Regions from separate parts of the Homo sapiens genome. Here regions 2 and 3 are each linked to region 1. Evidence: chromatin loops called from intact Hi-C (ENCODE). Cell type or tissue: dorsolateral prefrontal cortex. All regions are shown on one strand. Region 1 has its middle 39 kb from the start of SLC4A10. Region 2 overlaps SLC4A10 (solute carrier family 4 member 10). Region 3 overlaps IFIH1 (interferon induced with helicase C domain 1).

Region 1 (8,000 bases):
GGACTATATTAATCTCAGGAAATGAAATACTCATATTTTATCCAGGAAACTGGTGTATTAGGCCACTCTTACATTGCTATAAATAAATACCTGAGATTGGGTAATTTATAAAGAAAAGAGATTTAATTGGCTTCTGGTTCTGCAGGCCGTACAAGAATGGCATCCGTATCTGCTTGGCTTCTAGGGGGGCCTCAGGGAGCTTTTACTCATGGCAGAAGGTGAAGTGGGAGCAGGTATGTCACATGACCAGAGCAGGACAAGAGAGAGAAAGAGTGGGAGGTGCCATACGCTTTTCAACAAACAGATCTCATGTGGACTCTCTCAGGGCCAAGGTGATGGCACCAAACAATTCATGAGGGATACGCCCCCACGATCCAAACATCTCCCACTAGGCCCCATTCCAACACTGGAGATTACATTTCAACATGAGATCCAAACCATGTCAATGGGAATATATGGTTCTGGCTCATTATGTTAAAATAAATAAAATAATTTTTATCATGCAGAGTGTTATGTTAATTTTCACTGTTTTCTTCTTCTCATTTGCATCTATGGTCATCATCTTTCCTTGCCTTCAGTATTAGTATCTGTAAACTTTCTCTCTTCTGGAATAGCATTTATTCAAACCTTACGATATCCCTAATGTATTGGTGTATTTTTAAAAAGCCCATATACAATAACGCTTTATTTTTATGCTGTCTAAATCTTTTATTTAAAGACATCTGGTATGTTTGGCTCAGCGGACAAAATATGACAGTGCTGAAAAGTAGTATTAGCAATTCTTATGACTTTCTACATATTTTAAGTTGTTTAAGGCAGAAATTACATACTGTGGTGGATAGAGTAGCAGACTAAGAAAAATTTATCACTGACATGCTATTACTTACTTTTTTGTGACCCTGAGAAAACCAGTAGCCTTTTCTATGATTCTGATTTTTAACCACAATTTTATAGCTATGAAAGAAGAAAACAATTGTTCCAAATATCTGCACAATAGGAATACCGAGATTTCAAGAATAATTCTTTGTGTGTTTTCTTAAAATGTAGCATAATCTATTGCTACTGTTAGTGTTTCCAAAGTGGCAAGCTTGAATTCAATTTCTTGTAATAAGTAAAAACATGTCCTTTATATGGCCAGCGGTAACTTTTTGGTTTGAACTGCTATATGAATTAGGAATAAAAATATAATATTGGATTGAACTTCAACTTATCAGAAAAATTCTTTAACTATTAAGATATTTTAGGTATTAAAATTCAATTAGTATTAATATAAATTTGAAAAATTATTATATTTCAATTATGTTTAGCTGCTTATAGTTTTAATTCAGAGACATTAGTTGATTAAATACTGTCTCTGTAACTAGGCCTTGATAAATAATGCTATTGTGTGTGACATGGATAAGAATCAGGTCATAGTTTGGTATTTCAGCTTGTGTGCACTGTCCTTTGCTGAAGAGAAAACATCATCTTGGTTCAAATGATCAGTACTTGCTAATTTATTAGTGATTTATTTTCCTTAAACCTTGAAAGTCTTTTTGTTATATTTGCTGAGGGTAGGGTAAATAAATTTGTACTCACAAACCAGATGATCTCAGATGTGACTGATTCTGGCTACTTCTTTGATTTATGGAATGATTAATTTCATTATGAATATTTCACAATCATCTGGGAAATTGGTTAAAAAAAGAGGAACTTAATTTAATTTGCTATGGTATGTCTATAGGTATATTTATATCCCTCTTATTTAAGGCAAAGATGAAGATCTAGGCCAACTAGGGAACTCAATAGGCCATGATCGTTGGAAGTTGTGGGTATAGTTACTTGACATTGTGATTTCTGTGTATTTCTTTTTCAGACTGATGTTATTTAAAAATGGTGCCTGCTTAGTAGAGGTGCATAGGGAGAGGAATGTTGGATTTTTATGTTATTCACAATACACATGCCAGATATATTTTGCTTTCCTGAAAAAGTTGTACTATCTTTACTCCTCTAAATCTGTTGCCTTTCTAAGCATGATACCAAAGGCAAATATCCTGAAGAAAAGAGTGATAGATTTTACTACAAAAAATTTAAAACTGTCTGCCAAAATCCACTATAAACAAGATTGAAAGGCAACTGACAACTCGGAACAATGGGAGCAACACATATGGTGAACAAAGGGTGAAAATCCTTATAAAGAGCTCTTAAAATATAAGAGCATATTGCACATACCAGATCATCTTTTCATCTGGAGAGCTAGGTACTCTTATTATCTTTATTTTATAGATAGATAAAGAAGTTAAGGCTTAAAGGGGTCTTACAGTTAGTCATGAGTGAAAGATTCAAACCTGGGTTGTCTGACCCCAGAGTCTGTACTCTTAACCACTAAGCTACACTTCCCTCCATTTTTACAGGTGGCCAGAGACATCAACAGGCAATTTGCAAAGACACCCAATGGCTAGTAAACATATAATATTTATTTTCTCTCTGGAAAACAAATAATGGAAATGAAAATAACTAGAGAACATTTTGTCTATCAAACTGACAAAAGTTTTAAACAATGGTTATGTTCATTTTTGGCAAGATATGGAAAAACCAGACAATTGGTAAATCCTTTCATTGGGAAAATTACCCACAAAATCCCTTAAAACTCAGTTATAGTTTTTAACATTGTAATTTAATTTTTAGTTATGAATCCTGAGAAAATAGTTGTGTATATGTGAGATTTAGTTATGATGATGTTAACTCAATATTTGTTTATAATGCTAGAAACTGTAGACAACCAAAATGTTCAACAATAGAAGACTGATTAATTAGCATACATCTATAAAATGGAATGCCAGTAGTTGTTTAAAGTGATATTTTAGAGTTGTTTGGGCCGGGTGCGGTGGCTCATGCCTGTAATCCCAGCACTTTGGGAGGCCGAGGCGGGTGGATCACCGGCGGTCAGGAGTTCAACACCAGCCTGGCCTGGTGAAACCCCGTCTCTACTAAAAATACAAAAATTAGCCAGGCGTGGTGGTGCGTCCCTGTAGTCCCAGCTACTCAGGAGGCTGAGGTAGGAGAATCACTTGAACCTGGAGGAGGAGGTTGCAGTGAACCGATATCGTGCCACTGCACTCCAGCCTGGGAGACAGAGTGAGACTCTGTCTCAAAATAAATAAATAAATAAAAATAAAAATAAATAAATAAAGAGTTTTTGATGGCATTTTATGTGTTAAGGGAATAAATCAGATCATTAACTCATTAAGATTCCATTTAAAAATTGCACGTTATTGTATTGATAAAACACTGAAAATGTTTTTATGAAAATATTAACTGATTTTCTCTAGTTAGAATATGAGTGGGTCTTATTTTTAATTTTCCAAAGTTTCTACAATAAAGAAATTTTATTTTTTTAAAAACATAAAAGTTACCAGCCAGGCATGGAGGCTCATGCCTGTAATCCCAGCACTTTGGGAGGCTGAGGCAGGTGGGTCACCTGAGGTCAGGAGTTTGAGACCAACCTGACCAACATAGTGAAACCCCGTCTCTACTAAAAATACAAAAATTAGCTGGGCATGGTAGCGGGCACCTGTAATCCCAGCTACTCAGGATGCTGAGGCAGGAGTATCACTTGAACCTGGGGAGGCGGAGGCTGCAGTGAGTGGAAATCGCGCCATTGCGCTCCATCCTGGGCAACAGAGAGGGAGACTCCATCTCAAAAAAAAAAAAAAAAAAAAAAAAAGAAAAGGTTACCAGAAAGTTTCTTTAATTTACTTCTTTTTGCATGTAAGATTTTAAAAAAGTATAATCACAGATTTACAAGAGAAAAAATTTTGATCTTTCCATCCTTTTCCACATGGTGGATCTTTATTTTAGTCTTCTAATGGATAGTTGTCATAATGTTATTCCTGGGTAAACTTGAATGATGTTTTATTTATTATTTCCATGTGAATTTTTTTTGACTCTTTTTTTGGCCATAGTTTTATCATTATTTCTTTTCTTTAACTTCTTCCCATTTATATTTGCCGATTTCTACTCTTTCTAATATATTTCCTATATTCTGTTTTTTATTAGAAAAACTCCAATTTTTTAAAATTTTTAAACAATAATTTTAATTTATTTTAGAGTCAGGGGTTACATGTGCCTGTTTGTTACATAAGTATATTGTATTATGCTAAGGTTGGGGTACAAATCATCTCATCCCTTGGGTAGTGAGCATAGTACCCAATAGTTTTTTGGCTGTCTCCCTCCCCCGCTCCCTACTCTAGTAGTCCCCAGTATCTATCGTTGCCATCTTTATGCCTATGAGTATCCAGTGTTTAGCTTTTAAATTCATTGCTTGTTAATAAAATATACCAGTGTTCAAAATTTTCTTCTTTTCTACGGAATAAAAATTTTGCAAAATTGGCATGAAATTTGTTGTGCAAAATGGAAGATGCCAGCTTGCTTATTTTACTTTATATTATTTAACAGAATTAAGATTACATAACCTAGTTCTCAATAACTGGTGGTATTTGTTGATAAACTTCTATTGATATGTTAATTTTCTGTTAACGTGGGACTTATTAGTTACGTCTCGTTCCTGAATTCGTGAAACCTCCCCTCCCCCAAACAAATGCTCTCTCTCTCTCTCCTCTTCTTTCAGTAAGTCAATTTATATTTGGAGACATGGCACAGTAGTAGATGATTCAAGCTGAGAAAGAACGAAAAAAAGATCTCTGGCACTCATTCCTTGCTTTCGTATGAGCTAGCTCCCGACAGGTATCTAGTATATGCTGAGTTTCCTGTCTTTCTCATATATATCAGGCAGAGTAAAGCAGGTAGGAATCAGAGGCCTCAAATTAATGTCTGTAAATCCTGAGGAAATATTTTGAGGCTGCAGTAGACTAAACGATGCTAGATTTGGTTTGATTTGCTGTAATTCTATCATTTGAACACTAAGTGGCACTAAAGCCTAGGTCACAGATAACATATTGTCAATTTAAATTCTAAGATTTGGGGTCTATTGGTGGGTAAATGGCTTTGGAAAAGTGAAAAAAGGATTAGTAAGAAAGTATTCTGAGCTTAAAGAAAGACAGAAAAAATAGTTTTACAATCAGTTATTTTTGGGAACTGGAAGTTTAACCAAACTCTCTTGCTTTTATTTGCAAGTTATTTAAAAGCAAGGAGTAAACCGCTCTTAAAATGACCAAAGATGATTAACCTCACTGGCACCTATCCTTGAATATTTTCCCTTTTTCTTTGAAGGGAAGGAAAATCTATACTTAGAAGAAGGTTTTCAGATGGAAAGCACCCATATGCACGTTGAACCTTAAGCTCTTGCGTACCCATAGATGACAATACCCATAATAAACATTTTTTTCAACGCTTTTGAGACTATTTACTTATACCTATAATATGTATTTTTACATTTGACCTAATTTGGGAAATGTCAGTATAATTTGAGTTAGAAAAAAAGATCAGAATTTGGTTATTTTGGAGAGGAAAGAAAATCATATGTTTTATTGCTTATCTGAACTTTAAAAAATTAAAATAATCTTTCCCAAGATTTATTGAGATATATAATTGATAAATAAAAATATATATGTTTAAGGTATAAAATGTAATGATTTGATATACATATACATTGTGAAATGATTAGTACAATCAAGCTAATTAACACATTCATAACCTCGAAGCTACCATTATTTATTTCCAGCTTTATTGAGGTACAATTGACAAAAATGTATATACGTATGGTGTATGACGTGATATTTTGATGTATGTATACATTGTGAAATGATGACTACAATGAAGCTTAACATATCCATCACCCCACATAGTTATCTTTTTGTGGGGAGAAACATTTAAGATCTCTCATAGCAAATTCCAAGTACGCAATACATTATTATTTATACTCACCATGTTGGACATTAGATCTCCAGAACTTGTTCATCTTGCGTAACTGAAGCTTTGTGTTGTTTGACCACCATCTCCCCATTTCCCCAGCTTCCTAGCCCTGGGGCAACCACCATTCTACTCTCTGCCTCTATGAATCTGACTCTTTTAGCTACCTCAGATAATTGGAATCACGTAGAATTTAACTTCTGTGACTGGCTTATTTCTCTTAGCATGGTGTCCTCCAGGTTCATCCATGTTGTTGCAAATGACAGAATTTCCTTCTTTTTCTAAGGCTAAATGGTATTCCATAGTACGTGTGATATATGGAAAAGGAAGTATATACATACATACACACACATACACACAAACCCCACATTTGCTTTATCCATGCATCTGCTGTTGGACACTTAGACTGATTCCATGTCATGCCTATTGTGAATAATGCTGCAATGAACATTGGAATATAGAAATCTCTTCAAGATACTGATTTTATTATCTTTGACTATATACCTAGAAGTGGGATTGCTGGAACATATTATAGTCCTATTTTTAATTTTTTTGAGGAGCTTTCATACTGTTTTTTCATAATGGCTGTATCATTTTACCGTCCTACCAACAGTGTACAAGGGATCCTTTTCACATTCTGGCCAACATGTTATCTTTTGCCATTTTGATGACAGCCATTCCAACAGAGGGGGCATCCTTATTTTGTTCCTGATCTTAGAGCTTTCAACTTTTCATCACTGAGTAGAATGTTAGCTGTGGGACTGTAATATGTAGCTTGTATTATGTTGAGGTATATTCCTTCTATACATAATTTGTTGAGAAGTTTTTTATCATAAAGGGTACAGAGTTTTGTCAAATGCTTTTTCTGCATCTATTGTGATTACCATGTGATTTTTATACTTTTCTGTTAATGTGGTATATCATATTTATTGATTTGTGTATGTTGAATCATCCTTGCATCCCAGGGATAAATTCTAATGGTGTATGAGCCTTTTAATATGCTGTTAAGTTCTGTTTTCCAGTAACTCAAGATGTTTGCATCTGTGTTCATCAGGGATATTGGTATGTAATTTTCTCTTCTTACAGTGTCCTTGTCTGGTTTGGTATCAAGGTAATTCTTGCTTTGTAAAATGAGTTTGGATTTGTTCCCTTCGCTTCAGTTTTTTGAAAGAGTTTGAGCTAGGGATTGGCACTAATTCTTTATTAAATGTTTGATAAAATTAACCAGTGAAGCCATCGGGTCCTGAGATTTTCTTTGTTGGGAGATTTTTGTAAAATTACTGACTCAATCTCTGTATCTGTTATTGGTCTGTTCAAATTTTCTGTTTCTACAGGATTCTATCTTGGTAGGTTGTATGTGACTAGGAATCCATCAATTTCTTCTGGATTATCCAAATTGCTGGCATATAATTGTTGAAGTAGTTTCTTATTATTCTTTGTATTTCTGTGGTATCAATTGTAATGTCCCCCCTTCATTTCTGATCTTACCTATTTATTTGAGTTATCCCTCTTTCTTTCTTAGTCTACCTAAATGTTTGTCAATTTGGGTTATGCTTTCAAAAAACAGATTTTCAGTTTCTTCAGTCTTTTATGTTGTTTCTCGAATCCCTATTTCATTTATTCCTGACCTTTTTTATTCGTTTCCTTCTTCTAACTTTGGATTTAGTTTTTTTTTCTAGTTCCTTGAGGCATAACATTAGATTGTTTATTTAAAATTGTTCCTCTTTTTTGATATAGGCATTTGTTCTTATAAATATCCCTCTTAGGATTGCTTTTTGCTGCATCCCGTAATTTCTGGTATGCTATGTTTCCATTATCATTTGTCTCAAGGTAGTTTTTGATTTCCTTTTTGATTTCTTCTATGGCCCATTGGTTGTTTAGGAACATGTTTAATTTTCACATATTTGTGTAATTCTAACATTTTTTCTATTGTTGATTTCTAGTTTCATGCCATTGTCATCCAGAGAGGTACTTGACATGATTTCAGTCCTCTTGAATTTGTTAAGATTTGTTTTGTGGCTTAACATGTGGATTTGTTTTGGAGAATGTTCTGTGTGTACTTGAGAAGGATATGTATTTAGCTGCTGTTAAATGAAATGTTCCATATATGTCTGTTAGCTTCATTTGGTCTGAAATGTAATTCAAGTCCA
Region 2 (8,000 bases), 360 kb after region 1:
ATTGTTTTCTTTTGTTATTGTTAACATTTATTCTGTTCCACCTATTTTTCCCTAGAAAAATAACATTGCCAGTCTGCTTCCACTCAAAGAGCCATTTAAACTGAACAATAAAAGAATTGATGAGCTGATCAAGAAAAAACACTATAGTTATTCAGAATTTAGACATGGGGTCATGATTAATGAAATCATTAGTGGGTCTTCTGTCTACACTTTCTTTGGTAAACTATATTATGTTTACAGAGCCTCTTGATGTCTTCTTCAATATGAAAACCCAAATGATCCCATCTCTAAGTTATATAACATGATAATTTACTCTATATGTGTTTTGTATTATGTGAATAATTTAATACTAAATAATAATATTCCTTCTATGTATTAGCAAATCTTGAATTTTGAGAGTTCTAAGAAGCAGACATACAGCACAGTTATCAGGCTAGCTGTGAGTTAGATACCCTGAGTTTTGAGGTCAAGTAGAATAGTGAAAAATATTTTGCAATTAAAGCAAATACAGCATTGTGGGGTTGTTGGTTTTTTTCTCTTTTTTTTTGTCATTTTAAAAAGTTTTGTACTAGGTGTTAACATTTGAGCAGAAAGTTTCATATTATTTTTCATTAGTTAAAAGCAGTTTTTGCAATGGATAATTGCTAAACTTGACCAGAAACAGTCTTTATCACCAGAGGGAATACTATATAATGAAAACAATCTTGTAATTTTTAAGTCAAAAAAAGACCATTAAAATTTTTGTCTAATTGTTATGCTGAATTTTTTCCTCAATATATTCATAATGTCATCAAAAATATTTTATTAATAAAGCACTGAACTAGTGGCTATCACAACTAATTTTGTTAAAATAGTGACATAACATTTAATTTACATATTATTTGTTTGGCAGGTCCTGTAATGTTTTATTGAGTTGTTTGTTACATATCTCATGAATTATAATTTATACCTTGCCAACTCAGCAAGGGCAAAGAACTTTAGTTTTCTCTGATTCTCCCAAACTGCTCTATGCATAGTAAGTGTCAAACATTTGATAGAAGTACTTAATGTCTGTTTGAAACAGTTTCATCTTACTATTTAATGCAAATATTTATGGCAAACTGGAGTACTTAAGTTTGTGTGTATATATATATATATATATATATATATATATATATATATATATATATATATATTTGTCAGTATCTCAAAAATCAGCCTTTATAAGAAATCCTTAGGCAAGATTTAAAATATTCATAAGCAGTTAACCAGCATTTGGTGTTTCAGTGCCTGAATTACATATTTAGCTTGTACATATATAAGGGGCAGGACACTAATGCCAACTTTAATTTCTTATTCTAACTTAATTTTTGCCAACTTATAGAATTGCTGAAACTTAGAATGTGTTTGAAGAGTAATTAGTAGAAATCAGTTTGTCAACAAGCATTTTTTGAGTACCCATTGTAACTGAAACCATATGTTAGACTCAAAAAACGAGAGCAGGATTTGGATTTGGTTTTCATTTCTAAATTTCAGGACTTACTCTGTGTGTATGTGTGCATGTATGTATGTGTGCATGTGTGAGTGCCTCTGTGTGTGTATTGGGGATACAATTAGTATAAATCTGAAAATAATTGTTGAATTTAGCAGGTCACAATTTTTCTCTTTTAAAATTAGCATTTTGTTTCCTCCCAAAGAGAAAATAAATAACATTTTCAAATATGCTTTGAATTAATGTAATTAGGCAGACCATTGGCAAATTATAGAGTGTAAGACAGCTAAGGAACCCTTTAAATGTCATCTATGTTCTTAAGAATTGAGAACAAGATCCCGCCAAATGACTTTTATACCTGCAGAAATGACAAAAGATGCTCACAAATTTATAGATAATGTGTTTATCATGGAACTTTTAGCTCCTTTTTCTATGTAGCAATTTTGCTACCCATTATATTGCTTAATAATTGCTCTGCTAGCATTTCTGGACAGGTGCAGAAGAGGATGAAAAACACAAGGATTCATTTTTGCCACCTTATCTATTTTTAAAGCATTTTGAAAGAAGGAAAATTAAAACTTTAATTAAGGCCTGGGGGATTTTTCTGTGGTTTTTCAATTAGCCAAGTTGCTGTGCTCTGTATTAGCTTAACATGAATAATTGGAATTTAACTTTGCCTATCAAGGAAGATGTTTGCAGTTAAATTAGAAAAGGAGACAGATTCTTTAAGACAATAATAAGGTGTATTAACTATATTTCTCAAGACTCTCAGGCTTAGGGTAGCTAGCAACTCCAAGTAGATTTTACTAGTTGTTTGTTTTCAGATGACAGTGTAGCTATTTGTAATTTATTCTACAATCTTTGGAGTGTATTTACTTTTTGCTCTACAAAGATTTCAGGCCTAAAGTTGGGCAGACTCTGTGTTTGTGATCAATCTATCAGTTCATATTTGTCTCCAAGATCTCTCTGCAATTCAATTTATGTTCAGGGCAAGAATATCTCAAGGACTAATGAGATCACTGGATCATTTAAACCATTATTTCCTGTTTTGAAATGTAAAAATACTTTAGTAATCTAATTTTTAAATAAGATAAACCAAAGTAAGTTTAAAATAACTTTTTTTCATTCAAAATATTTGTTTGAAATGCTCAGTTTTTCCTGGAGGAAAAAAATTTTTTTGACTTTGCTGCCACCTCATGGCTAAGGCAGTAATTAGAAATAGTTCTTCAGGCTCTTACAGAACTACAGTTGCAGAAGAAAAAATAATCCATGGAGAAGTCATAGTAAATATGAGCTTTGCCTTGCTCATGTAGTAATTTTATTTCATTTGTTCTTTAGTCCAAGTTCGATAGTCCCATCTTTGACTTACAAGTTCATTTCAGTCATTGTATGTCATAGTTTTCTTGTTGCCTTTCTCATCTTTCTTGGCAGCTTTTGGACTAGATAATTCTACAAAGTCATTGTTCTTAGTCAATAAGCAATAATAATCTCACTGCAGAAATCGTGTTTGTATCACAGCTCTGCGGCCACCCACCAGTGGTGAGGCCACAACAAATTATTTAACCCCTTTATGCTTCAGTTTCCTCAGACATGGAATATTAATAATAGCATGAACATATTTTATGGTATTGGTGTGAAAAGTAATTTAAATGATGTATTTAAATAGCTGGGCATAGTGTCTGACCTTAGTAACCAATCACTATTACATATGTCATATTTTCAATATATCTCGTGTTAGGAACTTAGTAGATATTAGATTTAATACATACTAATTAATTGGTAAATCAATCGTTTTATACATTTAAATTTAAAAAGCAGTTCATGTTCAAATTTTTCATAAACCTTTGCATATTTCTCACCACCCATCCAAGTTGAACTTGAAACTCGTAATGTAATGCCTGCTAAATCATTGTGAGAGCCATAAAGGAAAAGCCTCAGCATCTGAACTACAATTGATCAGAAGGTGTTAGTTTTCTGCAAGAAATGTGTCCGGTTTTTTCTTAGTAGCTCCATTTGTTTTACTTCCTCTGGCAGGAATGCAAATCATTGCATGGAGAGTATGTTGGACGGGCCTGTGGCCATGATCACCCATATGTTCCAGATGTTCTATTTTGGTCTGTGATCCTGTTCTTTTCCACAGTTACTCTGTCAGCCACCCTGAAGCAGTTCAAGACTAGCAGATATTTTCCAACCAAGGTACTTAGACTATTTCTTGATCTAAATGTAAAATAACATAGGACAAAAGAAAGAGTAATTGATGTAATAAAAGGAGCCACTGAAAGGCTTTTGTGTGAGTGAGCTGCCAGGTTAGTTGTGGAGTGAGATGAGGGGCTGAAGAGAAAGAATTTGTGATGCAGGTGCTGGGAGTGCATATGCAGGCTTTTCTCCTAACTGCAAACCCCACGGATCAACTCCTACTTTCCTACTGACGTTTTTGGAAATTCACAGCACACACTGCATTACTGATTGTCACTTTTTTGCCCAGTGAACAGTGGGAACTATTCCAGCCTGACAGATACCTCAGAGGAGCCTATGTTACATTCTCTAATTGGGGAAGCCCCGGCAAGACTCATTGGAACAATATTCTCTTTTTCAATGTTTAAACCGTCAGTCCCTCCCCCTAACCCACCACGTTTGCATCTGCATATTTGGAAAGGAAAGTAAACAGAGAAACAGCTTAGTTCAATATTTAACACTGCAAAGTAACACCTATAATGTCTGATTCCGCCAAAAAAAATTTAAAAAAAGGAAAAGAAACAAGGAAACAAGCTTCTGAGGGATGAGCTATAGATTATGATCAAAATTCCACTCTGGAAAAATATTTCAAGAACTGTTCCTTCCGAAGGGGGCTTCTTTTTTGTCACCACTTTCTTCTCTAAGGTGGAAGATTCATTTATTTCCCCAAAAATCTTAGTCTGATTAATACAAAAACATTTTTCTAAGCTGAAACAATAATCTTAAGCATTTTGTGTATGCTTGTGTGTATGTCATAAAGGCATCTTAAAATAAACTAGATCTGGATAATAATTATATGTGAATATTTGCTCAGAATTGGCTTTATAAATGAGAAATGGCTTTAAAAATTGGCTCACATAGAATAAATTTTAAATTTGCCCACTCTGTTGTGTACATTCCCAACTGTCATGCTTATATTCTAGATAAACTAAAACATTATGTTTCTTTGATAAGAACAGATAATTTTATTTTATGATGCTTCAAGTTTATCATATTAAAGTGTTACCTGTGTGAAAGAGATCCCTAAAATCCAGCCAAATTCTGCCCATGCTACCTTATTCTGCATTCTGAATATTCACATGCATGGGTTCATCATAAAGTTAGATTTTAAATAAACATTGAAAACAGCACAACCACGATGTAGCTATTCCATAATGCCTCATTCTGGAAAGGTTGAGTGTGTACCAATCTTAACGACAGTGATACATAAATATATATTCAGGTTCTGACAGAGCTAATGGTAATCTTATAGTATGCATAAAATATAATATTATGATATTATGTCATAAAGTGTTTATAAAGTGTGACTCTAGATTATGTTCCTGAGTATTCCTTGATATTTATAGCTACTTTAAGTGACAAGTGTTTTCATTATTTTTAGGTTCGATCCATAGTGAGTGACTTTGCTGTCTTTCTTACAATTCTGTGTATGGTTTTAATTGACTATGCCATTGGGATCCCATCTCCAAAACTACAAGTACCAAGTGTTTTCAAGGTACTTACTATCTCTCTCCCTCTTCCCATCTCTCTCGGTCTAATCTTCATTTAGATGATACCTATAACTCTAGTACTTAGGATTTTCATGAAAATATGAAGAATTTAGATTAGAAGACCAGTAAATGAAATGCACACAGCATGGCTAAAATTTAGGTCTAATATTTAAAAATATAAGAATTACAAAATATAAATAATTATAAATATAAAACTTGCTTGAAAAAAATTTCCTGTCAATTCTGCCAGTTGAAATACCTATATATAACATTCTTAAAAGATAAGGAAGCATTTGAAACTAAGAGAAAAGGATTATCTTGGCAGAATTGTACAGTGAATAAGGCTTGGAAAACAGATAAAAATAGATTGGGAATAGAATTCTGACCGTGTTACTAATGGGGTACAGTTTGAATATTCCTTATCCAAAGTGCTTGGGATCGGAAGTGTTTCAGAGTTCATTTTTTTTTCAAATTTTGAAATATTTGCAAACACATAATGAGATATGTTTGGGGTGGGGCCCAAGTCTAAATACAAAATTTATGTTTCATATATACCTTATACATATAACCTGAAGGTAATTTTATACACTATTCTTAATAATATATGTGACCTATCACATGATGTGAGGTGTGAATTTTCCGCTTGTGGCATCATGTGAGCGCTCAAAAGTTTCAGATTTTGGATCATTTCAGATTTCAGCTTTTCAAATTAGGGGCACCCCTTTGTTTTCTCTGTCAAACAGGGCTGGGGACTTCTATATAGGGCTCTTGTCAGGATGAAATTTTGAGAATCATCTCAGACAGCAGCCATGTTTGGAATCCTTCCCTGAGCCTCTGCTGTGACCAAGTATCTTTTTTATCATTTTCACTCAATAGCCTCTGCACATCAAAAATAACAGTTACAATACCATAATGATGTATTTTGTTTAGATGTCTGTCTCTGATTCTAAACTGAAAGAAGCCTCTGATTTATCTTTGTATCTCAGTTCTAGCACAGTGGTCAATGTGTCAATATGCTATTTGTAAATTTCAATACATTTTCCAATAGTAAATAGTAAATATTAATATCATTTTATTTAATACAGGTATTGATTAATAACACAGATTTTTCAACAAGTCTGTCAGAGTTTAAATCCCATCTCTACCACGTACTAGCTTTGGGATCTTGGGCAAGTTACTGGATCTCTCTGTGCCTCAATTTTCTTATCTGTGTCATCTTTAGAGTGTTGTGAAGAAAAAAAAAATGAGTTAAAATATTTAAAGCACTTAAAATGGTTTTAAGTGATTTATGAGTATTATTATTATTTATTATAGGCCACTCAGCTCCTCTGTTTATAATTAGGGCTTTCCTAGTAGCATCTGTAAGACCTAATTTGATCAAGTATTCATTAATCCAGTTCATAACTATGCACATTCTTTACTTTATACAGCCCACTAGAGATGATCGTGGCTGGTTTGTTACGCCTTTAGGTCCAAACCCATGGTGGACAGTAATAGCTGCTATAATTCCAGCTCTGCTTTGTACTATTCTAATTTTTATGGACCAACAGATTACAGCTGTCATCATCAACAGGAAAGAGCATAAGCTAAAGGTATATTTTAACATCCATTTTAATGTAAATAATTATGACAACTGATATCAACTGATGTTCATTTGACTTCTATATTCTGTATTCATTTGCACAGTGAAATATATAAAATAATGTTTTTAGATGTATAATTTTTATTGTCTTACAAGATACTTGGTCTTACAATGAGATGAGAATTTACTTATTTGTAGCACTTGGCTGAGCTCACGTCTGAGAACTCACCTCCAAGGCATAAAATAAAAAACTGTCAAAGTTTTAACTTTTCCATACTTAACATATTTTAATGAAATAACAATCTGTTCTGGTGAAGTACAACCATACCAACTTGTCTTACATCTGAGATTCCTCTATTCCTCTATTTAACCCTAAATGTATCTATTACATTGAATTCATTATCAGAATAAATTACAACTTCAACTATTTCTCATTTTCTTTAATTATTTTTCTGTCTGCCTGTAACAACAAAATCCAGACATAAACGTCACAGTTTAGAAGTGACATCTTTGAGTTTTATTGCAGATTTCACTGTCTCTTTTATAAAAAGAATAACTATAGATGTGTCTTAGTTACATTCTGACCTTGCCATTTTGCAATTGTGAATAATCGAAATTGTTCACTGGTATGCAATTTGCCTGAGATATGTAATGTAAGCACTGTCACTTACTTACAGGAATATGTTAAATAAAATCGATGAAATCATTAAATGGTTAAAAATAATCTGCATCAAACCTTGTAAAAACATAACATGCACAATCTTGTTTTTGTTTTGGTATCGTGGGGTAGTTGCCAGCTATTTTCACATACCCTTTAAACTCTAGGAGAAAAAATCATTGTCAGAGCAACAGAAATCATGCTTTATAGAATTTTTTTATAGGAATGTTAGAAAGATGAAAAATATCTCTGATTAAACTCTGATGCAATATATTGGGTCAATGCAAAAGTAATTGCAGTTTTTGCCATTACTTTTAATAATAATAATTACATAAATGTAAGAAAGCACACTTATTTGCAATAAATCTTATGAAGAAGGAATTTTGAGTATATGGTGGAGAGAATGTGTGTCTATCTTAAAGCAAAGGACATTTTTCATTCTCTTTGTAGAACGTAAGTTAAGAATTCTCACAACTTTATGTATTTTATTAAATGATACATTTTAAAAAATCAACTAAAAAACCTGTTTTAGGAAGAAAGTAAGCCATATAATTATTATTTACC
Region 3 (8,000 bases), 710 kb after region 1:
CAAGTGGGGAAGGCACACCCAGACAATTATGAATAAAAGGTAAGCGCTTCTGGCAGGCTACATTAAGAAAAATCCACTATGGATGAGCAGCTGCTGGGTAGTGATTCAAATACATATTACCTACTTAAAGTACTACACATCCAGTATGAGAGCTAAAGCAAATTCCTAAGGGTTTATAACTTTTATTGCCCTTCTACATGTAAATGTTGCCCAAGAAAACACTATTTAGGTTTGATATGTCTTTTAAACAAAAAATAATACATAGAAACCTTTGAGGTCTTTTCATTTAAAATGATAGGGAATTAATAAAGTACAAAAATTAATAAAGTACCTGGATCTACTGATCAGTTATGAAAATGATAGTTTGGTGATAAACATAGATGTAAAATCTCAAAGAGAATTTGTTCAAAAAGAATATCACTAAAGCCTGGCATCACAGTTGTACTAGAAGCTCATGTGAGGTTGGAAATAACTGTTTTTCTTTACTATAATTAGATTAAGCCTCTATCAAAGAGTTATGGTTAATATGGATGAATAGCAGTGCACATCCTTCATTTATGAATCCTGACATTCTGTTTTCAGAACTCAGGATCAATTCTTTTTGAAAACCTTCTTTCCCTCAGAGAAGAATTCTTTTCTTACAGTTTATTTCCAAACACTTACACAACCTCATCCTCAAGCACCAGAACTATCGTTAAACTGGTAAAAATAAAGCAATGGTGGTTACTAATATTGGCTTTGGAATCAGAAGGACTTGCAAAATTTGCTATTCACTTTGCTCTGAACCTAACAAGTTCCCCTTGTTTTAAAGTGAGGCTAATCCCACTTACTTCACAGCCCTTGATAATCTTTAAGTAATATTAGGTACAACAAGCTCTTGGCACAGGACTTTAATTGCTGGCAATTAGAAAATGAAATAAAAATCAAGAAATGATATATTCTTAGGATAGGAGTTCCATTAGATAATGTTCTTCTTTTAATTAAAAATATTTTATAATATTTATACTTAGATAATATTTCATCCTAAAGCCTCTTAACACACCAATGAGGTAGCTCTTAGCTATTTAAAACTAGTCTGAGTGTCATATTTATGGCTGGAAATAAAAATGGATGAAAAAATAGACACATAGTATGTTTTAATAAAACTTCTCTGAAAAGAGATGATATACAACTCAAAACTGCAAATATTTCCTTTTTCCTTAAGTAGTTAATTTTTTCAAGTCAGCTATATTAAGATATAATTTACTTACTAAAAAGATTACTTTTTATGTTTATAGTTTGAGAAGTTTGACAAATGTATACAGTTTTGCAACTTTGAAGAGGTTGACATATGTATACAGTTACGCAACTACCATCACAGTTAAGGTATTTCCAGCACCCCAAAAGTCTCCTCAAGCCTCTTTGTAGTAAATCCCTCTGGTTATCTAATCTGGTTTCTGTTCCACATCAGACAACCAGTGGCAACCACTGATCTGGTTTCTGTTCCAATAGTTTTTCCTTTTCCAGGATGTCATATGAATGGATTCATGCAATATGTAGCCTTTATGTCTGTCTTTTAAAACTTAGTTTATAGTAATTGTGATTCATCTACGTTGTTGTGTGTATTACTAATTTGTTCCTTTTTATTGCTGACTAGTATTCCACTGAGAATCTGTGACATTTACATCTCCCATCCAATTTGGATGAGCCTATTTAGTTTAAGAGCTATAACAGAATTACAGCCAATGCCAATCAAATATGTAAGGTATCTTTCTTAAAAATTAAAAGTAAGCTGATAAGAAATTTGTAGAAAAATTCTCAATGGACATACATACTGTTTAAGTATATTAGCACAACATAAATATACTAATGTGAAAATACTGTGCTTATCAGTTGTCGCAGATTAGTTCTAAAACTCAGATTTGAGGAATCCCTTATGATCACACGGGAAAACCTGTATATCTCACTGAGAGATTTAAAATATGGCACCTCGCAATTCCCAGAGGTATGTCTTGTTAGAAGCTCAGAGGCGAATGTGGGATAGAACTGTCAAGTAGAAGAGCGTTTTGGGCAGATGTACTGATGAAAAGAGAATATGATTTGTAAGGAAAAGGCAAGGTGTAAAATGAGATGGGGAAAATGTCATTGCAAGAGTAATTCTAGATCTAGAAATATAGGCTAAGATTTTTGAGGCAAAAAAGTGAATTTTGACATGCTTTTCATTTGCTGTTTTAAATGTAATATTGAGAACTGAAGAGAATACCAAAATTACTGAAAAAATACTAACAAATATCTAAAATCTAAGACTGTATCATTAAATTTTCCAAGTATAATAAAAATGAAAATTATATTTGATTTCCACTTCATTTTCTAATCACTAGCAGTTAAACTTTAATCTTAAACCTACTTCATCTACATGTAGAGTCAAGATTTCTCCCAAGCTTTGTTCTAACATCCGTAAGTTTTGGGAGGGAGCTATTTATGCAATGTGCACGAATAATTGATGAATTGTTTTAAAAGTTGCTACCCAAAATAGGGTATTATTAATAAAGTCTATTATCTGGATTATTTTGATCTAACAAACCAATCACCAATGTGTCAGGAAGACACTGAACTCAGAGTTTTCACAGATGTAATGTAAATTTCATTTTAATCTCTCAACATTCTGTGTGGTAGATACATATTATCTCCTGTTTCATAGGTGAGAAACCAAGGCGCTGAGAGGTTAACTGATATATCCAGATCACACAGCTACAGTGGGGCAGAATCCTCATTTCTGAATCCAAGTCCAGTGTTCCAGTGCTTTTTCCGCTAACACTAAGCATGGCTGATGATTTGGGTGAAGTTTTGTAAACACAGTGTTAACTGAATTAAGAGCTGTGGTGGTGGTGTTTTTCAACAGCAAGAGACATTTTCATTGTATTGTCACATTTCTATCCATCTTGAAACAGAGCTTATCTTTCCAAGAAAAGAACTTAGAGAGATGATTTTGCTTTGCTAACATTTCTGGTTTCATTGATAGATTTTCACTAACTTTACATTTAAGTGTCCACACCTCTTTTTAAACTTTTTTCTGCACTCAAATAAAAAGAACACCTCTGTTCTCGTTACATAAAATTAATTGCAGTAATCCTGTAGAGATTATTATGAAAATGAAAGTGAATATATGGAGCTCGATTTCTTTGTCATTTTAAGGGTATATAAATCTTCAGTTTCTCCACATAAAAATAATTTTGTTTCCTAGGCAGCAAATTCTTATGCATTTTGATATACGTTTTTGCTTTCATAGAAATATAAGTAAAATTTAATAATAAAAGAAAATATATTGTATTTCTTATAATAGGGAGAATGCCTTCCCCAGAGATCTTCCTCCTGCATTCACTTTAAAAACCGTATTACACACAAACACACACACACTCCCAAAAAAGTGAGATCAAGAAAGTGTTTGCGTGAAGCCAAAATTAAACCGACCTATTGAGTTTAAATGCCAAGAATTTCTGAAATTGATTTATTTAGGTTTATCTTGTTTTGTTCTTTGTATTTTTCAAACTATGTCAGTCTGGATTTAAGTCCTAATGAATAAAGTCCTGCGTTTATGATTTTATAAGTAGATCGCATGGAGTTAATTGGAGGCAGGCCTTGCTATGAAAAAAATTTGTGCTTTGGAGTCCAACAGATAAGTCTCCAGATCGAACGTAGCCACGACTTACAAGCAAATTAACCTTCTGTTTTAAAAAATATATAGAGAGAGATAGTAGTCTCTATTTTCTCACTTATTGTGAGAATGATTCGGTTAGACCAAGAAAATGAAACTCGAAGAGAAACAAATTTTAAATTCTCATTAAAAGGGCTTTGAATATTGAAGTTATATTGTATAATAAGTTTAGTTAAGTTTTATATAGGTGTCATTTCCTCTAGGGAAAATATCAAAGCTAACTATGAAACAGATTAGAAGATGGTAGTAATTGAACTGTTAAAGAAAAGCAGTTATTTATATCAAAAGCTATTGGAATGAATGAAAATTATAACCATCCAGTTAAGAGATAGGATTTTCTTTCATAATTTTGTAAACAACACAAAAAAGAACAGCCTTGCCTACAATGACAGCAAGTGCCTAAGACCAGCCCAAAAGCCATGGAAAAAAAAAGCCTTATTTTGCAATCACATCTTGAGTATTTTGCTAATAAGGCAGAAATATTAACTGAAATCCAAGAAATTTCTTATTTAACATACTCTAGACCTTAAATACTTTAAAATATTTTTAAATCATTTAGAAACCAAAAATATTGAACTTTAAAATATTCAAACCAAAAAAAATAAATAAATAAAGCAAGAGGTTGAAGGCCTTTTTAGATCTATTTCAATGTAAAGTCTGCCCTCTGCTGGAAAAAGCTAACATGGCAAGTAGTGGACAAGTAGGCATTCTTTATTCAAAGAGCTAAGCTCCATTAGGTAAAATTCAAATTGATTCTTGCTTCTATTCCTACCAGGTAGTACCTCTTCTATTTTTGGCCTAGAGGCATTTATCACCCCACAGAATATCTTTCGTTTCTTTCCCCTGGCTTCAGTCTGCCACACACTATTTTTCCCGAAAAGTGGTTTTGCATTACAGCAGGAAACGCGAGGGGAAAGGGCCTCTGTGCATATTGAGAAAGAACAGCACCAACTGCTCCTGTTCTCCTGCGAGTCAGTGGTGACAAGGTCTTTAGTCCAATTTCACTTTTCATGGTAATTTCATGTTTATTCTAGTTCTGACCTTGTGATGCATTTTAGCTTCACCTTTGCAGCTATCCCCACCTTCCCTCCAGTTTCATAATCCTCACGCCTGGAAGGTCCAAGCTACCCCGAAAGCTTGAAACATGTGTGCACGTTTGGGCACACACACAAAGACTGCATGGGCTTCTCAAGTGGGCTTACACTCATACTGCTAATAATATATATTTCCTTTCCTTTTGAAATAACTTAATCTTTTTTGAGAGGAAATAGATCACTTTTATTTTCAGCTCTATGTATATGGATCTACACACACACGCACGCGCGCGCGCACACACACACACACACACACTCACATTTTGGTCTGTCAGATTTTCCTCTCCGTGCCAGGGAACATGTGTTCCCACAGAATGGAGAGAAGCCACCTCCACCCACCTTGCATATTCTCTCCTGGATCCAAGCTTCTAGGAAATGAGTTCCCCAACGAGAAAAATCACTCTCCTAGAGCCACAGGCCCACATGGCTATCCATGGAGCTCCTCTGCTCCTGTTTATAGAATTTCTACTGCTGAAATGTTTCTAACAGAATTAAATTTGAATTGTGTGTAATGAGGTTGGCTTAGATTGTATCATCTATGCCCTTTAGCCTTTGCACTTAGGTTCTAATAAAGAGAGGTAGTTATTAAAGCACAGGTTGCAAGGATAACAACACACACCAGAATGACCCATTCATTCACTGCCAGTCAGTAATGGAGGCAAAAAGTCCTAGAGTAGAGTCAGTTAATAGTGAGAAGCCAGGTAACCACATGGGAAGTAAATCTTGGCAATAACAAGGTTTGGAGACGGCAAGGTAGAATGTGAATTAGAAACCTCTTTGGCTGGTAAGCACTTTTCAGGAAAGGCTGTAGGAGTTAAGCAAACTTAAGCAGACATGAAAGAATGGAGGGAGATACGAATACACTAAGGGTGCCCAGGTAAATGTTCAACAACTGGCCCTTTGGTGGGGGGAGACAGGATTTTTAAAAGGTTTGTCAATTTCCATGGTGTAAATATTCACACCGTGGCCAATTTCCAGCATGATGTCCTGTGTGGAGCTGGAAAGAGATGTGCACACTGGGGTCTTACAAGCCAGTAAGATCCAGTTCCAGCGCTCTGCTAGATATATTCCTCTACCTAAGGACTTTCCTACAATCATCATCTGAGATGATGCTTGTACACACATGCATTGTGCTGGCATTGTATAATTATCCAAATGATAAATGGTGTACTTTTAAAAGTGTGTGTGTGTGAGAAAAAGCATTGTAAAAATTACTGTTAGAGAAACTCGTTAACTTTCACTGATCTTAGAAGTCTTAAATCCTACCGCCCTCCTCCACAAATGCTCCTCTCTCATCAGACTGTTCCTCTGAACACATTTTGAGCTCTCTTGTGCTTGTGCTTTTGCTCATGATGCCTCTGAAACCTGAAATGTTGCCTGCCACTTCTATTTACAAATCCAGCATAGTGCTCTCAAGGCTCAGATGAAATATCTGATATTCCTCATCTGGTAAGCTTTCTCTCGTCAGTCTTCCTTCTTTTACAGATCTTCTCTCTTCATCCTGTAATATAGATCTTGCATCTCTTTTACCATGGCTAGATTACAGTTTCTTTGTGGAGGCATGTCACTTGTTTTCCTTCATTAGAGTATAAACTTTTTGAGAGTGAACGCAATTCCTCAGTGCTTGGTTCTCTCAATGATACTGTATTATCTGACCAACTCACCTCCTTCTTCCTATTTCTCTGGCTTCTGACCTCATTCACATCCTAAAATTGTGAAGGGAAGATCTGATAGTCAAAATTAAAATCACTGCTTTTGTTAAAACTCTGCTAAAAAAACAGCTTTATGTTTGTAGTCATAAACAGATATCATGAAAATAAATCCAACATGTATTAACTGCACACTGGGGAGATTTCTTTCTGTCTTTCTGTCATAATATTTATGTCCCCATTCCTGAGGTATGAATGGTAATCCTCCTAGGACTATTATGCAACTGTAAGCCATATAACTGACCCAGATACCTCATGCTAGGTTTCAAATAAAATACAAACTTACATAATCCTTTAACAAGTACCAATATCAGTGTCAGCATCAGCATCTCTCTCTTTCTCTCAGCTCAAATTAATATGTGTCTTTTGGATTGCCTCAGTAGTACTGCTAGTTCTCAATAATTAATGATAACTAAGTTTAGAAAAATTAAAAAGTAAAGGAGTGCTCTTACTTCAAACCAGTCCTGATATAGCATGAATGATTCTGAAACAGTCTTATTGTAAACTACTGTATCAATTATTTTTTTCCACTTAGGTTTCAAATGCTATGGTTTTATTTCTAGAGATTCTAAAAATCTCTAGATTTCTAGAGGTTAGTGCTACAGAACATTATTCTGGTCCTCAAGTGCAAGGATAAATTTTGTGGCACTTTTACAGAAATTAGTATAGACCAAATCTAAGATTGGACTTTAGTCTATAAAAAGGCAAAACAAAACAACAACAAAAAAAGTGCTATAACAGATTGGACCAGGGAGAAGAAGGCTGTTTTGTAAAGGTCAATTTTTAAACCCCTCCTACAGAACATGATCTATGCAAAATATATCCACAATATATTCCAAAGCATAATGTCACCGGATAAACCTAAGGAGTGGAACATATGGGGAAATATGAGAAAGAAGGTATTAAAGTCTGAAAACAAGCAGGTTGGTAAGCTCATTAGCTGGGGTGGAATTTTAAAATCTTCACGTGAACGAATATATAAATCAAAATATACACATGCAATCACAGTCATGCGCACTGTATATTCACACATGGCACACTCTACAGTTACATTATAATCTTTCACGCTGAAACAGTGAAATTCCATTGGCTTTATAAATGTAAAGGCGCCCTCTGCTGGCCAATCTGAGGCATTTGCATTTTCTAGTTTTCACAATAGGGCAGCTGTAACACAATGATTAAAGAAGTTTGGGGGGATTTTCTGCTCCATTCTGCATAAAAGTTTATACCAAATGCAATAAAGTTGACTTAGTTTTAAATGTCACTTAATTTCCTTTGATTTTATTGTAATGCATTAATTCCTAAAATAGTATAATGAAAAAAGGTTAATGTGAAGTAACTATTCACTTGTTTTGACAAAGCAGCAGTAGCAGACAAAGACTGACTGCACAACTAATTTAACTGTTCGCTTTTAGAAGTAAAATATTTGCTATATAGAAGTCAATTATTTGCTATAATTAAAATGCTTTTAATAGAAAATGAAAGCAGGCTTAGTGTCTCTCT

Evidence for each region. A loop is a pair of places that touch in the nucleus more often than their neighbours do. Peaks named below come from ENCODE experiments on the same cell type or tissue, not always from the same donor. Only the 100,000 strongest peaks of a DNase experiment are listed, where the experiment ranks them.
Region 2: a loop joins it to region 1, with 15 times the contacts of the local background. A loop is called at or near these places in 63 of 110 quality-filtered maps.
Region 3: it touches region 1 in a loop (5-fold over the local background); 43 of 110 quality-filtered maps call a loop at or near these places.

What each region holds. Positions count from the first base shown.
Region 1 is chr2:161,581,847-161,589,846 of GRCh38, forward strand. No RefSeq gene overlaps it. Among named protein-coding and RNA genes, the nearest start is that of SLC4A10, 39 kb to the right of the region's middle. In dorsolateral prefrontal cortex, CTCF peaks have their summits at 4,896 and 5,095; no DNase peak of the experiment used is centred here; H3K4me3 peaks cover 471 bases; H3K27ac peaks cover 792 bases.
Region 2 is chr2:161,944,061-161,952,060 of GRCh38, forward strand. It overlaps SLC4A10 (solute carrier family 4 member 10), which reads left to right. Exons shown (of 27, transcript NM_001178015.2): 17 at 3,506-3,667; 18 at 5,088-5,201; 19 at 6,627-6,788. Among named protein-coding and RNA genes, the nearest start is that of DPP4, 130 kb to the right of the region's middle. In dorsolateral prefrontal cortex, a CTCF peak has its summit at 2,654 (motif pointing left); no DNase peak of the experiment used is centred here; H3K27ac peaks cover 1,715 bases.
Region 3 is chr2:162,293,768-162,301,767 of GRCh38, forward strand. The region is part of intron 3 of IFIH1 (interferon induced with helicase C domain 1); the gene reads right to left. Among named protein-coding and RNA genes, the nearest start is that of IFIH1, 21 kb to the right of the region's middle. In dorsolateral prefrontal cortex, CTCF peaks have their summits at 4,358 (motif pointing left), 4,557, 7,575 (motif pointing left) and 7,628 (motif pointing left); DNase peaks (open chromatin) are centred at 4,374, 5,064 and 7,594; H3K4me3 peaks cover 389 bases; H3K27ac peaks cover 3,233 bases.